2 separate regions of the Homo sapiens genome follow, and region 1 is linked to region 2. A link is a loop called in an ENCODE intact Hi-C map of the cell type or tissue named here. Cell type or tissue: OCI-LY7. All regions are shown on one strand. Each heading gives the region's core, and the rest is flanking DNA. Links, peaks and the distances in the headings are about the cores only. Region 1 has its middle 130 kb from the start of RAB28. Region 2 holds the start of NKX3-2 (NK3 homeobox 2).

The links. Hi-C counts contacts between places; a loop is a spot of excess contacts. Peaks named below come from ENCODE experiments on the same cell type or tissue, not always from the same donor. Only the 100,000 strongest peaks of a DNase experiment are listed, where the experiment ranks them.
Region 1: it touches region 2 in a loop (2.5-fold over the local background); 2 of 110 quality-filtered maps call a loop at or near these places.

The regions. Positions count from the first base shown.
Region 1 is chr4:13,349,881-13,358,212 of GRCh38, forward strand. No RefSeq gene overlaps it. Among named protein-coding and RNA genes, the nearest start is that of RAB28, 130 kb to the right of the region's middle. In OCI-LY7, for the core only: no CTCF peak of the experiment used is centred there; no DNase peak of the experiment used is centred there.
Region 2 is chr4:13,544,168-13,552,499 of GRCh38, forward strand. It overlaps NKX3-2 (NK3 homeobox 2), which reads right to left and starts at 341. Exons shown (of 2, transcript NM_001189.4): 1 at 1-341. The coding sequence starts at 247. LINC01096 (long intergenic non-protein coding RNA 1096) reads right to left here and starts at 3,657. Exons shown (of 1, transcript NR_015450.1): 1 at 1,909-3,657. RefSeq lists enhancers at 2,467-2,967, 2,968-3,468, 4,838-5,132 and silencers at 3,184-3,303, 3,494-3,793. In OCI-LY7, for the core only: CTCF peaks have their summits at 4,938 (motif pointing left) and 5,149; DNase peaks (open chromatin) are centred at 954, 3,614 and 4,934; H3K4me3 peaks cover 3,269 bases.

The sequences.
Region 1 (8,332 bases), core at 184-8,183, 190 kb before region 2:
TAGAACACAGAGGCAGAGGAGAGTGAATTTACTCTCTCTCCTTGAGCTGGGTCATCCATCTTCTCCTGCCCTTGGAGCTACTGGTTCTCAGGCCTTTGGATTCCAGGACTTATATCAGCCACCTCCCAGTTTCTCAAGACTTAGACCAAATGACACCACTGACTTTGCTGATTCTCCTCCTTGAAGACAGTAGTACCTTGGGGTGTCTCAGCCTCCATTATCACATGAGCGGATTCCCATAATTAATCTCCTAGATTATCTGTCATCTATCTATCTATCTATCTATCTATCTATCTATCTATCTATCTATCTATCTAATTGGCTCTGTTTCTCTGGAGACTCCTGACTAAGACACCAAGAGTGGTTGAAACTGAGAATGAATAAAACTCCAGAGAAAGAGAGAACATCTCTTGGGTGAGAAGTAAACCAAGAATGGGATCCTTGGGAGAACCAATATGTAAGGAAAGGCAGACATGTGCAAGGAGATAGAGACTGAAGACACAGAGCCATTGGAGAGGAGCAGAAGCCAAGGATGCAGGGATATCATAAGATGAAGAAGCCAAGTCTTATGATATAGCCTGAGAAAGGTCAGCATGAGCCCTCTGGGGGCCTTTGCAAGGGCAGTTCCCATGGGCTGGAGGGGACAGGAGCCAGGATGCCCTGAGATGCAACCCGGGCTCGAGTGGAGGGTTTCTAGGGTCAAGAGGGAGAATCAAGGCCAAGGGAGCCTTTTATTTTAAGACAGGAAAGCCTCACACATGACTGGAGGTGTTTAAGAGTTGAAAATATAGGAGAGATAGGGGATTGAATACTCTATAAGACCTCATACAGGCAGGAGACTGGCAACACATGTGGAGGTAATGGCCTGAGACAGAATGGGTGATGCAGCTTTGCCTGAGACTGAGCAAATACAGGGTGGGCAGGAAGACTCATCTGTGAGTGTAGAGGATGGAAGTTGCATCATTTACCATACCTAAAAAGTTGAGGAAACCTTCTGTCTCCAAAAATAGGATAAAGGTTGTATAATTATGACATATTTACTCAAAGAAACATTTTAACTCATTAAAAATAATAATTATGAAACTATTTGGCCATATTTAAAAGGCATTACAAACTGATATGAAGTGAAAAGGATGGAAGATTATAAATACAAGTTCTAGAATAAAAATATTAATACCAACTGTGAGGTATAACCATTAAGGTATAGAGGTTTTGTGGGTGCTTCTAGTGCATTTTTGTTTTCTACAATTTTCTTAACTTCATTCTGAAAATTCTAAAAAACAGTTATAATTGGACTGACTCGACAGTCAAATTTTCCATCTGCAATAGTTCTCATTCTTTTACATGAATTTATCCAAGAATCAGAGCTTCAGGCAGCACTTCCCTCTAAAGATTTCCCTAGAAATCTTTCTCCCATTCTTCAAGTTAACGCATGATGAAATCTTCTCTTCCGCCTCGTAAGTTTCTCCTCACCTTTTCCTTCACAGTCCTTCCCCTGGAGAATGTGAAGGTTGCCCTGGCATGAATACAAGTTTTTAGTCAGTGTGTCCAGAGACCCGTGGCCAAACCACTGGAAACCTGTTCTCACCATAGGGCAGGTGGCCGAGGTGCCAGTCAGCCCTGAAGTTAACCTATGTTCCATTTGACACTTTGTTTAATAAATGGCTTTTATTTTATTTTGAGACGAAGTCTTGCTCTGTCACCCAGGTGACACTCCAGGCTGGAGTGCTCATCACAACCTCCACCTCCTGGGTTCAAGTGATTCTCCTGCCTCAGACTCCCAAGTAGCTGGGCTTACAGATTCATATCACCATGGCTGGCTAATTTTTAAATTTTTAGTAGAGACAGGGTTTCACCATGTTGGCAGGCTGGTCTTGAACTCCTGGCCTCAGGTGATCTGCCTGCACCCGCCTCCCAAAGTGCTGGGATTACAGGCGTGAGCCACTGAACCCAGCCTAAATGGCTTTTATTATTATAAAAGTGCCTAGCACATGGAAGAAGAAAAAAAAAAAAAAAAAAGGGTAATACTATGTCTTTTTACAAAACCAATACAATTACAATCAGGAACATAGATTTAGTCTCCAGAGTTAGCAGGCATAACAAGGTTGTTCTCAAGTCATCTTTTATTTTAGAGTCAGAACACTGACTAACACTGACTAAACTAAACTGACTATGCCAGCTTGCGGATGTGTTATAGACCATATCAGCCAGCAGTGAGAATAAAACCCTATAGTGTCAGACTATAAAGGCTATGACAAATTGGAGAGAGGAAGCATATGATAGAGACTTATGCAGGGAAATCTCCCTAGAGCAGGTCAAATATTGAGCTTGGCTGCAAAGAAGAGCATTGTGACACTTGTTATCAATGGCACTAATTATCTTTTGAATATCTTTCCCACTTTCTGGTAATTTCCTACATTATGAGTCCCACCTCTTCAAGTTCTAAGCCAGAAAGCTTATCTTCCCAGGCTTCCTTGCAGTTAGGAGGTCAGCACATGACCTCAGCTCTGTCCATCAGACATGTTCTTTCTATCCGGAGGGAGCAATGTGAGGAAGGAGGTGCCACGCAGAATCAACTTCAGGGTGAGAATAGCAGCATGTGGCAGAGACACTTCAGCAGAGGGGCAGAGATCTTAGAAATAGTGCCCCGTATTCATGTATGGTGTCAATTGTGGTATCTGGGCCCCAATACCATGAGATCGCAGCTGTGAACCATGGAGGGGTGTGATGTGAGTGTTCCTGCTTGCATTATCCCTGAGCATGGCTCTCTGGACCTCCCAAAGACTCTGAAGGCAATGAATTAATGTTTTCTCTGTTTAAAACACAGTGGATTCTGTTGTTTGCAACTGAGATGCCGACTGATGCAAATGGGGAGAGTGCTTCCTTTGGAGCACAGCTCACACTTCACTTTGTTGTGTTGTGGGATAATATTTAGAAAAATGAACTGGGTTTTTATTCTCATATTCTTATTTACATGTGTGCCTTCCTTCTTCGTATTCCATCAAAAGTAGCACCAGTCAGTGTCCATTATTTTAGGGAAGTTATATGAAAAAAAAAAAAAGGCCAAAAAAGTGTCTTTTTAGGTTTTCAGTGTTAAGATCCTAGGTTGTGAAAGAAATTGATAAGATTCAGCATAGATAATAGACTGAGGAGAAAGCAAAATGGACAAAAGGAATTACACAGAGGTGCACACCTGCATGATAAAGATACTCCAATTTAAGAAATTGCAGTGAGTCAGAAGGAAAGTGAGGAGTGCGAAGAGGTGCAGTGTCTCTGAAAAAAGGCTCTGGGTTTGATTCTTGGAATGAGTCCCAAAGACACTTTGTTGGATCCAAGAGAAAGGGAGATTTATTCCTCTTCACCTGGATCAGAACCAGGGTAGCAGCAAGGTCTGAATATAGATATGGTTGTGGAGATGTCTCAGCAATCAGACTGAGACAACCCACTGATTTCTTCAAGTCTGACTGCCTTGGTAGTATCAGAATGATACACATGTGTCATGAGTGGCCCAGGGGTAGAGGACAGAACTGCTGGCTTGAAGGACCCTTACTCAGGGCAATGAGACATCTCCAAGGCAACCTGTTCAGACCAATGACTGAGGATGAAACAGGATAATGGGGGTGTCTCTGTGGATGCTGGTGAAGATGGATGCCTGTGAAGACCAAATGGACCTGCCTCTCTAAAAAGCTTCCAGAACTTGTTCGTGACCCTGGGAAAATAAATGAGACAGACCACACAGGTACAAGAAGGGCTTCAGACAAAAATAAAGGAATATTTCTTTCATTCCTTAGTTTGTGAGTTTGTGCACTGAACATTACATGGTAATTTGGGTGGGAAGGTAGAAGTGGAGTTAGCTGGCAAGTGTGGAGGCAGACGGCCAGACAAAACTTATGTTTCATTCCTAATCTAATGCCCTCATTTTACAAACCAGTAAATGGAGGGCCTGGGAGACGAAGCAAATTGTTCATAATCATATAGCAAACTAGAATTTGGGTCTTCTAACTTTCAAGCCCACACTGTCTCCCAAAATAGTTTGTTGAAGTTTTTCCAAAAGCTATAGAATGGGAGTGCCGTGCCCTAGGTTGTAATGAACCAAAACACTGAAGTTGAGACATTTCCCTAAAATGCAATTGCTTGGTGTTTCAGCCTTAAGGAAAAAGTCCTCCTGGGAAAGCAAAGCTAACAGTCTCTACACTTCATCCTTTAGTTATGTTTGAGGACAGGTAACCAGTGCATCGCAATGGTTGGCCTGAGGAATTTTCATTTCTAGAGTATACTTGTATAAGGTTTGGTTCAAACAAGTGATGGCCTGGGCCTATGACTATCAACTAATTGTTTCAGCTCTGTGGCCATTTAAGAATAAACAAAGTTTATTCTTAAGACAGGACTGCTCTGAGAATCCCTGCTAATGAGTCTGTCTTGAACTCTTGATGCAAGTGACACAGGACCATTTAATAATCTAAATTATTGTGTTGCTTAGGACTATTTTAGTTGCAGTGACGGAAACCTGCCCTCAACTAGCTTAGGTAAGCCTATGAGCTTTTTACATGGCTGCTGGGCCTCACAGAACTTAAGCATAGATATGTGTTTGAACTCCAGGACACAATGGAACCAGAGATTTGAATGCCATCAAAAGCTCTACCTCCATCTTTCATTTCCAAGCCACTGTGTTATTCTTAAGTTCTGTAATCCTAGAGATGGATTCAGCCCTGAGCTGACCACCTTGGCTAGAAAGGGTGAGTCACACTGGCGTACTCCTGCTTTTGCTTCCATTTAAGGATGAGGTAGGGGCAGAGAGGACCACTGTAGGCACCAAGTGCTAATTTTACTATTTATTAAGTACAGGGCTCTGTGCTAGGTTCTGGGAGAGAAGGGAAGCAAGAGAATCGGAAAATTGAAGAACCAGATTCTTCTCTCACAGGGCCTCCCACATTAAAAGGGAAAATGACATAATATGGCCTGACAAGTGCCACCACTATGTTGGGTAGATAGAATGAAATCCAATCTTACACAGGGATTGGATTCTGAAGTTAGCAAGCCAGGCAAAAAAGTCCTATAGCCAACTATGTATGCCCTAAATACTTGAATCACACCCAACACAAGATATTAATGGCATAAGTGACAAGCAAGGACCAAAATTGACTCAGACAACTGAGTTCCACATCACCTCTCATTCCAGGTTATATTGTTCACTGAATAGACTGGAAGTCAAAATCATCCACACTATTTATAGCAGTCTCTCTCCTCACTCTCTTTTACTACGTGCATGGAGTTAAATCCATAGGAGTTAAAAACATATGAGATGTGACTCATTAACTTGGCAAAGCCATACAGCATTGAGCTTGGGAACTAGGATCCAAGGCCAGGGGTGCGTAACTTTTCAGTCCACAATTCCGGCCTTTACACCAGGCAGTATTCCAAAGTTACCACATCTCCCATTATCTAAGTCATTTAAAGCTGGAGGTTCTCTCTGGCTCTCCCTTGGGAACCCCTGACCCCCACCCCAGGAACAGTACAGAGCTCGGCTCAGGTGTGTCCACATGAATTGGACTGGGATAGTCTGGGCTGAGCTGAAATGAGAGGTCATCTGGACGAGCACAGAGGGGCATTGACTCCAGGGCAGCTGGTGGGATGCCATTCATTTTCCTAGGTTGTATATGCTATGAAGAGCTTATCAAGGGGATGTTTACAAATGGGGGACCTTGCTGTTTTTAACAGATTAACTGTAACATACTGGTTCAGTGACCTGACAGCCCATTTACATGAAGTATTAGTTTACACTTGACTCTTTCCCTGTACAGTAGGCAGATAGAGAGGCCACCGGGTTGACAGGGAGGAGGCTGGCCAAGCCCAGAGCTTCCATTAAGCAGTTAAGCATGGGCTCTTTGGAGTCTGGCATAGCCTTGAATACAGCCAGACCTCACACTTCACTCTTTCCTAAATAGTGATAGAAAACCTTCCACCCAACCCTGCCTATGACCCTTTCTGAACAATTCGTGCCAAGGTTCCTGCCTAACAACCCAGAGGAACAGTACTGTTGTTGCTTTGATCATGTATTCAGGTCACAACCATGTCAGACAAGCCAGAGACTCCAGAGCAGGCCCATTACATTTTCTGATCTGGACTAAAAAAATTGGCCCTCCAGGAAGCTTTAGTTTTTTAGCTTTGCTTTCCCAGGAAGACTTTTTCCTTAAGGCTAAAACACCAAGCAATTTCACTTTGGGGAAGTGTCTCAACTTCAATGCTTTGGCTCTTTGCAGCCTAGGGCATAGCGCTCCCATTCTATTGCTTTTGGAAGAACCTCAGTAAACTATTTTGGGAGGCAGTGTGGGCCTGAAAGTTAGAAGACCCAAATTCTAACTGACATCCATTGTGCCCTAATCTGTGTCAGCTGCTCTCATTTCCTTGATCTCATTTAATCTCAAAATTAAGAAGTAGGTATTACTCTCTTGATTGTGTGGATAAGACAATGGAGGCTCAAAGAGATGATGTTAACCAAAATGGTGCAATGTACAGGTGGCAGAACTGGAATTCAGACTCAGATCAGTCAGATTTGAACACTTGTTCTTTTCACAATACCACATGGCCTAATCCAGATATCCTAAATTTTCTAGGAAAAGATGTTTGTTGTTTCCAGAATGCTTGTGGTAATTGGGCTGGCAGTGAAATCCACTAGGCAACTATTTTTAATCATCAGTGAGCATAAGAATCAACTAGGGATCTTGTGAAAAGTGCAAACTCCCAGAGATTTAGAGACTGTGGATTTGTAGTTTAGCCCAGGGATATGCATTTTCAACAATAAGCAGCTTCACTGATTCTAGTGCTGGTTGACTGGAAAGCATTTCATTCCTTTAGGGGGTATCATTCACTCCAGGACTGTACGGTCTCAGTGGGAGAGGTTATCCATTCCTGTCCCATTGCTTCTTTCAGATTCTTTTGGATGTTCACCCAATAGTCATGGTCCTCTTTCTAGAACGGCAATTTGGTCCAGATATCCTGTGGCCATGTGCTTCAGTGAAGGCTAAAATGCTCTCTCTCCCAGAAGGTGAAACTTGGATGGTCTAAACCAATGGTTCTCAATGTTACATGCGCATCAGAGCTCCCCAGAGTGTACACATGTTCACACACACACACATACACACACATGTGTGTACAAGGCCCCACCCAATTAAATGAAATTAAATTAAATCTAAATTTAATTTAACCCAATTAAATCAACCTCTAAGGGCAGAACCTAGACATCTGTAATTATTTTAAAAGGTCCCCAATTTGTTCTCAGCTAGAATTGAGAATTTCTGGCCCTGCCCATTTCCCTTACCACTGGTCTGGGATAAACATTTGATAAAATTCTGGCCCAAAAAACTGATGAGAGATCTTCTGGAAGGTGGGGCTTTGGGGAAATTTATTTCCTGTCTTTGAAAGAGATGTGAGGATAGGATGAGCCATCTTTCCTCTTTCTGACCTTTGCATTTTGTGATGTAAAGATGTGATGCCTGGAGTTATTGCAGCCATCTTGGGATCATGAAGGAGCCAGCCTAACAGCCACAGGCTAAGGATGGCAGAAAAGAAAGGAAAGAAAATGGGAACTTGGTGGAATCTTTGGGCAGGTTAATTAAACAACTCTGGGATCATCTTACCCTGAACATACTTCTTATGAGAGGTGATATATATATATACACACACACACATATTTGAGACAGTCTCACTCTGTCACCCAGCTGGAGTGCAGTGGCACAATCTTGGCTCACTGCAACTTCCATCTCCCAGGTTCAAGCAATTCTCCTGCCTCAGCCTCCCAAGTAGCTGGGATTACAGGTGTGCACCACCACACCCAGCTAATTTTTGTATTTTTAGTAGAGATAGAGTTTCACCATGTTGGCCAGGCTGGTCTCAAACTCCTGACCTCAAATGATCTGCCAGCCTCGGCCTCCCAAAGTGCTGGGAATATAGGCGTGAGCCACCATACCCGGCCGATTAATATTCTTAATTTAAGACATGTTAAGTTGGGTATTATTATTTGCAGCCAAAATAATCTCAACAGATAGCTACTCATGAATTTCACCTGCTTACTGCCTGCACTATTTCTAAGAGGAGCATAAGTACATCAGCAGCTGGGGCTCACAGAACAAGACGACCTAGACTCAGTCTTGATGGCCAAAAAACTTTAAGTTCAGTGAACCCTGGGCATTGCCATTAAATAACTAGTTGCCTTGAGAATTATTCCAATAATAACTGTGACATTTATTATGCATTCACTTCATGCCAGGTATTATACAGTGCAAAGTGCTATAAGTAAGTCATCTCATTCCATCCTTAAAATTACCCAGGGAGA
Region 2 (8,332 bases), core at 11-8,010:
GCCCCGCAGCTGTTCTGGTACCGGCAGGAGACGCCAGCAGAGAGTCCTCGGCGCCCCCCAACGCGCCCGCGTCCCTCTCCCCAAAGAGCCGCCAACAGCAGACAGCGGGAGCCGCGGCCACCGATGCCGCTGTGCCCCCGGGCGCCGGGCGCCCCTCTGGCGCGGCCAGCCCGCCGCGCTCCTCTTTCTTGTTGAGGATCGCCTGGATGGAGAAGGACGTCAAGGTGTTGGCGCCGCGCACAGCCATCTGCGCCGCGGGCAGGAGCGGCCGGCGGGGCGGGCAGCTGGGGCGCCGAGCAGCTCCGAGCGGGACAGAGAGCGCCGGCGGCCGCAGCGCGAGTGAGCTGGGTGTGCGAGGCCGCCGCCGCCCACTGCTGCGCGGCCCAGCAGCTCCCGCCCCACTCCGTCCCAGGATCAGCGCCGACCCTCGCCCCCACCTTAGAGGCCCACCCCGCCCGGAGACCCCCTCCCCCCGAATCCAGAGCCAGACGCTCTCCTTTCGCAGCTCAGCTGGATTATCTCATCGCTTCTCGCCCTTAGGGGCGGGCTGGGGTCTGCCCCCTCGGGGGACGTGAAGGAGGATTGGCGGGGGCCCCTCCGTGGCAGCAGTCCCCTCCCGAGCGCCGCCGGGGCGCACAGCCCGAGTCACTTTTTCTTTGCGCGTCTGTCCCTTCCTCGCCTGCAGGATTTCGCTCCTGGCCCGTCCTCCCCTTCCCTGCTGGGCAGGCTCTTCCGGAGCCCACCCCCGGCGGCGGCGGCGGTAGCCGCGGCCGCGGCCGCTGGATTCCGAGAGGCGCGGGGAACTTTTTTACCCCCTGCCCTGGTTTTATCTGTTTCTTTTCTCTTTCCTTCCCTTGCGTTCCACTGTACCACCCCCCTCCCGCCCGGGTGTCATTCCTCACTGCTGAGTGACAGCCTGAGGCCACACCCCTCCACTGGGCTGTCCCGGGCGCTCCCGGCCGTCCATTGGCTGGCTCCAGTTGGGCGACGTTGACTTTAACAGACAAAACTGGGCACGTTGCGCCGCTAAAGACAGGGTCTGACTTAACCCCTTCTCTCCTAAGCCTGGTCCTCGAAGCACCCTCCAGCAACAAGGAGGCTCATCCGACCCAAACCACGTTTCTTACCTCTGCAGATGTATCCACTTATTCCAGCGCTTTAACAGAACACTGATACTAAGTTGAGTCAAATCTGCGGAGAAAATCCAAGATAATGCAGTTCCATAAATCATGCTCGTAGTTTCTGTTCTCTAGGAAGGATTATAAACACGAAGAACAAAATGCATCCTTTTTTTTCTCCCTACAGTTTCGCCGCTTCTTCATTGCTAATGCTCTTTGCTGAAATGATCAGTTAATTAAGATCACTCTAGAAATATTTTTCTTTCCTCGTCGTCTTTGATTTGATTCGATTTTTATAGAGGAATTATAAAAAAATGGTATAGTTAGAACTAAAGTCAGGAGAAGAATTGAAAGGCATCTTTGGGAGAATTTCTGTAAATTTTATGGTCGTTTCCCTGGCAGACCAATATTGAATTTAATTGGAGTTTGTTAAGTTTTGCATCAGGAAGAAAAAAAAAACTTTCAATTTGTTTTTTTTAAATATCTCTTACTTGTGAGTTGAATAAAATTATAAATAGATATGTTTGTTTGCTTAGAAGTATACCTAGGAATTACCATAAAGTGATCCAGAAGTGACAACACTTTTTGCTCTTTAAAAAATAAGAAATGCATTGTATTATGTAATAGTAGGAACCAAGCTAAGAAACACAAATATTGTGGGTATATAAAAACATTTTAAAATGTGTTATTCCTTTTTTAATATAAAATTTGCTCAATTAACGTACTTCACTGTTTTCCATAAACTTTACCAGAGAGTTAACACCAAATACACAAACTTGAACCATTAAATACATTTAAAGGACTATGATTTTAATTTATTAAATTGCTAGGATTGGTAGTTTTGGTGTCATTAAAATAAATAACATCTCCCCTTGTTGCTTTCTTTTTGGTTGTTCTTTTTCTGCACCGCAGAAGGAAATACACTGACTATTCATAGTTCTCAGTCTCAGAATGAGGTTTTGCAGCATCTATACTTTTCAGCATTTCGGTTACATGATGCTTTCTTGCTTTGTGCAAACCTTGTAGGGTACCTGGGAAAAAACATCCACTTGAGGTCATTGCCCTTTACAGCTCTTTACAATTACATCAGTTTTGAAGGAACGCCATTTAAATTTGGTGTCAGTGCTCAGCAAGTGTAAGGACGCAGAGTGGAACAGCAGAATGCTTACAGTCTTTCAAAAACAGTGTGTCCTCTCCTCCCCCGCTGTATTATTTAAATTACCGTTCTCCTCACTTCGGGCAGGGATGTTGGGAATTATGTATAGTGAGGAGATTGACACTGGTTGCCTGGAAGGTAGGGGACGGGCAGGTATGGGTTTGGTGTCCCGTACAGCGATCGCTTTGTGGGTTTAGTACTTGGTGCTGACAAATAATGGAGTGAGATCCGAACATAAAGGCAGGCAGAGATGTTTTGGGGCTGAATCACCGAATACTAGAGTAGGTTTGGGGCTACGTAAAGACTTGCTTGAAAACAACTACCATTTAGTTGCGAATCCCTCCCCTCTTCCCTTTGATTCGATGTTTAAAAAGAATCCCAAATCACAGTTGGACATACTCCTGCCACAGCCTTGGGCAGAAGTCTTCAAAGCATGAAAAGATGTGGTTTGGCGACTTTGAGTTGTCGGGTATTTTTGTGTCCCAGGAGTGTGAGAAAGGGGCTACGTTCCGCGTCTTCCGGAGGCGCACAGCAAGGGAGTCTCCTGGTGTCATCTCGGGCCATTACGGCGCTTAGTCGATCATTAGGTCTGTGGGTGACTGTAGGCAGAGCCGGGAGTTGGGTGCTTGGCGCGGAGGGTGAACTCGCGGGTCTTGAGCTGCAACTAGAAGCTGCTCCTAGCAAGGGGTCGGGTGGAGATGAAAAGACTGTGGGGAAGGGGAGGTGGTTGTATGCCCAGAGATATCCCGGCGTAACTACGGAGTCCAGGCCCAGAGTGGCGGTGTGTGGCGAAGGCGCAGCAGGCCTGCGCCTGTCGGAGGACGGCAGATCTGGACGCGACCGCGCGGGCGTGCCTGGGTCCCGCTTCCTGCCCATCGAGGGCGACTTCCTTCGGGCTCAGCTGTGAGCTCCAGGAACTCTGCAACCTCCCGACGGGCGCCACGCTCCGGCTTGGGCCGGCCCGGGAGTTGGCGGAGCTGCGCGGCCCGGCCGGGCGGCCGGTGAGGCTTTCGAGAGGCACCGGGCTCGCTCAGCGTCCGCGCCTCTCTACCCCGCCGCGCCCCCTCCGCGCCCACGGGCCCATTTTTTCCTAGTCTTCTGCCTCTCTTCCTTCTTCCTCCCTCCCCTCCTCCTCCACACCTTTGTCTTCTTCCTCCTCCCTCCTCCTGCTTCTCCTCCGCAGTTTGGATCCTACGGGCCCCCTACGTGCCGCGCCCTTCGGTCCCCGGAACCGCCCGGGCTGGGGGTGCTGCTGCGCGGTGAGACTTCCGCGGGCGGCGGGCGGAGAGCGGGATTTGACTGCGAAAGCCAAGGGGGCGGGGAAGGGGAAGCCCCGGCCCTCGGGGGCGCGCAGTAAACTGCTGCACACGTGCCCGCGCTCCCGAGGGGGGCGCCCAGTGGGCTCGGGATTTCCTGGCTGCGCCACCGCGCGCCTCGCCCCCGACGCCCGCCACCTGTGCCCTGGGCCGCCTTCCCTGACGCCAGCGGCCGGAGGTCGCGCGCGCCGGGTGCTGCCCAGCAACGAAAGGCCATGCGGGGTTCGTCCCTCAGATGCCGGTGACCTTGATTGAAGTCACCTGCCTTCTCTAGCTTCCAGTCCTTTAAAACGAGGGTTTGGACCCGGTGCCTTCTGAACCCGGTGCTTCACTGAGTGAGCAAGTGAAGGGTGTGTGTGTGTGTTTGGGGTGGGGGCGGGGGCGAGGGGAGGGAGGGGCAGCGTTGCCGGCTCCCCAGAGCCAGGTCCAGGCAGAGGTCGCGCCCAGCACTGACCGTCGGTCCCAATCCGCAGACTCCCGAGGGCGATCCAAACCGCCTAAGCATCCCAAGCGTCCAGCACCCGCGCCTGCGTTCCTGAGTAATCCAGCGCCCTGCAGCGTTTTTCATGCACACGATCAAAATATATCAGACTGCAGAGAGAGGCTGTATTGTAACTGGCCAGCTTATAATACTATAAATAATAATATAAAAGGTAGTTTTATATTTTAACAAATATTGCTCACTGACAGTGTGCCAGGAACCAAAGCCTATTGTTTCATTGAATGTACACACCCCTGGGATTGGAATGAGTAGAAAACATTGTTATGCCCGTTTTACAGATGAAGAAACTGAGACTCCTGACTATCAGTAAGTGGCTGTCAGGATTTAAATCAGGCTTTGTCTGATGTCAAATCCAGTTGGATTTTCTACTCTAATCGGCTTTTCTCATTAACCTTATTAATTGTTTCCCATCATAGACCTTACCCATTTTTAATTGCTTATTCATTGGAAAAGGAGCTTCGTTCGGATTTAAGGTAATCAAAGAAAAAATTTAGTCAGACAAATCTAATGACTTTTTTTCTGTTCCACGCATTTGAAAACAAATCACACCAAGGCCTGCGGATCTGAACGTAAACCTCGTTGTGTAGAAAGAAGGAAACACACCATTTTATTATAATCAACAAACTAAACCGTGTGTAGAGGGAGACAGCCAGGTGATGGAAACTCATTAGGTTCAGAAACCAGATTGTGCGCGCGGTTCTGAGACGTAGCCAAGCGACCTCACGCAAGACCCTCTTTGGGGCTTAGTTTTCTTACCTAAAAAGCCAGGGTTGGAGATCACCCCTCAGGGTGTTAAAAAGACGTGCCAGCCTCGAACCCTCCTGGGTATGGTGGAGGACGAGCGCCACCTAGCGGGCATCCCTCTAGGGTTGTGCGTACTTTTATGGGGAGGTACTGGAATAAGTAGTACACGAAACGGACTGTTTTGCTTCTAGTTTCGTGTACACAGCCTCGCGCTGCCAGAGATCTAACAGCGGAGATGTTTCATTTTAAAAACTCACCCAGGCACGATCAACACCTCCATTGAAGACTCACCTCGCTCCAGGGCCAAGGGGAAGGGACTGGAGCAGGACGCGGGCGTGTTGGGATCGGTTTCAGAACGGAGGCCACAGCAAGCCCCTGGCCCACCTCCTACCCTATCCTGCATTCCACAGCTGCTTGCTGTGAGTATATAACCAGAGCTCTCGCTGGATGATCATTTAGGGCACAGGCATCCCTGTGTGTTTTATTGGCGCCAAAGGAATGTTTTGTTTTGTTTTGTTTTGTTTGTTTTTGTTTTTGTTTTTGAGATGGAGTCTCACTCTTGTCACCCAGGCTGGAGTGCAATGGCGCAATCTCGGCTCACTGCATCCTCCGTCTCCCGGGTTCAAGTGATTCTCCTGCCTCAGCCTCCCGAGTAACCAGGATTACAGGTGCCCGCCACAACGCTTGGCTAATTTTTGTATTTTTAGTAGAGATGGAGTTCCACCGTGTTGGCCAGTCTAGTTTCCAACTCCTGACCTCAGGTGATCCGCCCACCTCAGCCTTCCAAAGTGCTGAGATTACAGCCGTGACCCACCGCACCCGGCTAGGAATGGTTTTTTAGAAACTAATTTATTCATGATAGAAACTGAGGTATTTCACCCTAAAGATCAGAAATTTCCGGCACTGAAAACAAACCTCAGTTTCACTCTCTCACCCAAGCTGGAGTGAAGTGGCACAATCTCGACTCACTGCAACCTCTGCCTCCCGGGTTCAAGCGATTCTCCTGCCTCAGACTCCTGAGTATCTGGGACCACAGGCATGCACCACCACGCCTGGCTAATTTTTGTATTTTTAGTAGAGAAGGGGTTTCACTACATTGGCCAGACTGGTCTCGAACTCCTGACCTCAAGTGATCCGCCCGCCTCAGCCTCCCAAAGTGCTGGGATTACAGCCACCGCGCCTGGAAGGGTTTTATTTTCTTATTTAGGTTGTCTATTTGACAGTGGGTGGATGGCATTTGTATTCGGGGGCTTGAGGAGGAGAGCAGGGGGAGGAGCCAGCTTGAATAGGTAAAGAGAAACATGCTGTGGTCAATTGCTTGTGCTGAGTTTCAGATGCTTGTGAAACAAAATGAAAGTCTTCTGGATTTATTATATATTTTTTTCTCTAAAACACTATTCTGAAAGCCCTTGCAGTGCTAAGCCAAGTTCTCCTTGGGAAATTTCCAGCTAGTTCTTATTTTGTGTTAGGCATTATTCTAGGATCTGTAGTTCAAGGTCTTGTAAACTCCTACTCTCCACAGGCTACATTCTGTTGGAAGAACACCTATAAATAGACAAATGCCTAAACAAAACAATGAAAAAAACATCAGGTGGTAATAAATACTATGAAGAAAATTTAAAAAGAGTGATGTCAGCTGACATCATACTGAATGGGCAAATGCTGGAAGCATTCCATTTGAAAATCAGAATAAGACAAGGATGTCCTCTCTCACCTCTCCTATTTAACGTAGTATTGGAAGTCCTGGCCAGGGTGATCAGGTAATAGAAAGAAATAAAGGGCATCCAAATAGGAAGAGAAGAAGTCAAACTATCCCTGTTTGCAGACAACATGATTCTATATTTAGAAAACCCCATAATCTCTGCCCAAAATTCCTTCAACTGATAAACAACTTCAGCAAAGTCTCAAGAGACAAAATTAATGTGCCAAAATCACTAGCATTCCTATACACCAACAACAGCCAAGCCAAGAGCCAAATCAGGAATGTAATCCCATTCGCAGCTGCCACAAAAGAATAAAATACCTAGGAATACAGCTAACTAGGTAGGTGAAAGATCTCTATGATAAGAACCACAAAACACTGCTCAAAGAAATCAGAGAGGACACAAACAAATGTAAAAACATTCCATGCTCATGGATAGGAAGAATCAATAGCATTAAAATGGTTATACTGCCCAAAGCAATTTCTAGATTCAATGCTATTCCTATTAAACTATCATGAGATTCTTCACAGAACTAGAAAAAACTATTTTAAAATTCATATGGAACCAAAAAAGAGCCTGAATAGCCAAGGCGATCCCTACGCAAAAAGAACAAAACTGGAGGCATCATACTAACTGACTTGAAACTATACTACAGGGCTACAGTAACCAAAACAGTGTGGTACTGGTACAAAAACAGACATATAGACCAATGGAACAGAATAGAGAGCCCAGTAATAAGGCCACACACCTACAATCATCTGATCATCAATAAAGCAGATAAAAATGAGCAATGGGGAAGTAACACCCTATTCAATAAGCGGTACTGGGATAACTGGCTAGCCATATACAGAGGATTAAAATTGGACCCTTCCCTTACACCACATATAAAAATCAACTCAAGATGATTAAAGACTTAAATGTAAAACCCAAAACTACAAAAGTCCTGGAAGAAAACTAGGCAATACAATTTTGAACATAGGAATGGGCAAAGATTTCATGATGAAGATGCCAAAAGCAATTGCAACAAAAGCAAAAATTGACAAACGGGATCTAATTAAACTTAAGAGCTTATGTACAGCAAAAGAAACTATCAACAGAATAAACAAAACAACAGAGTAAAGAAACAACAGAGCAAATCCTACAGAATGGGAGAAAATATTTGCAAACTATGCATCTGACAAAAGTCTAATATCTAGCATATATAAGGAACTTAAATTTACAAGCAAAAAACAAACACTCCATTGAAAAGTGGGCAAAGGACATGAACAGACACTTTTCAAAAGCAGACATACATGCAACCAACAAGCATATGAAAAAAAGCTCAGTATCACTTATTAGAGAAATGCAAATCAAACTCACAATGAGATAACATCTCACACCAGTCATAACGGCTATTACTAGTCAAAAAACAGAAGCTGGAGAAAAATGAACACTTATACACTGTTGGTGGGAGAGTAAATTAGTTCAGCCACTGTGGAAAGCAGTGTGGGGATTCTTCAAGGAGCTAAAAATAGAATTACCATTTGACCCAGCAATCCCATTACTGGGCATATACCCAAAGAAATATAAATTGTCCTAACATAAAGGCATATGGACCTATATGTTCACTGTTGCACTACTCACAATAGGAAAGACATGAAATCAACCTAAATGCCCATCAGTGATAGAATGGACAAGAAAATATGGTACATATACACCACGGAATACTACACAGCCATAAAAAAGAACAAGGTCATGTGCTTTGTGGGAACATAGATGGAGCTGGAGGCCATTACCCTTAGCAAACTAATTCA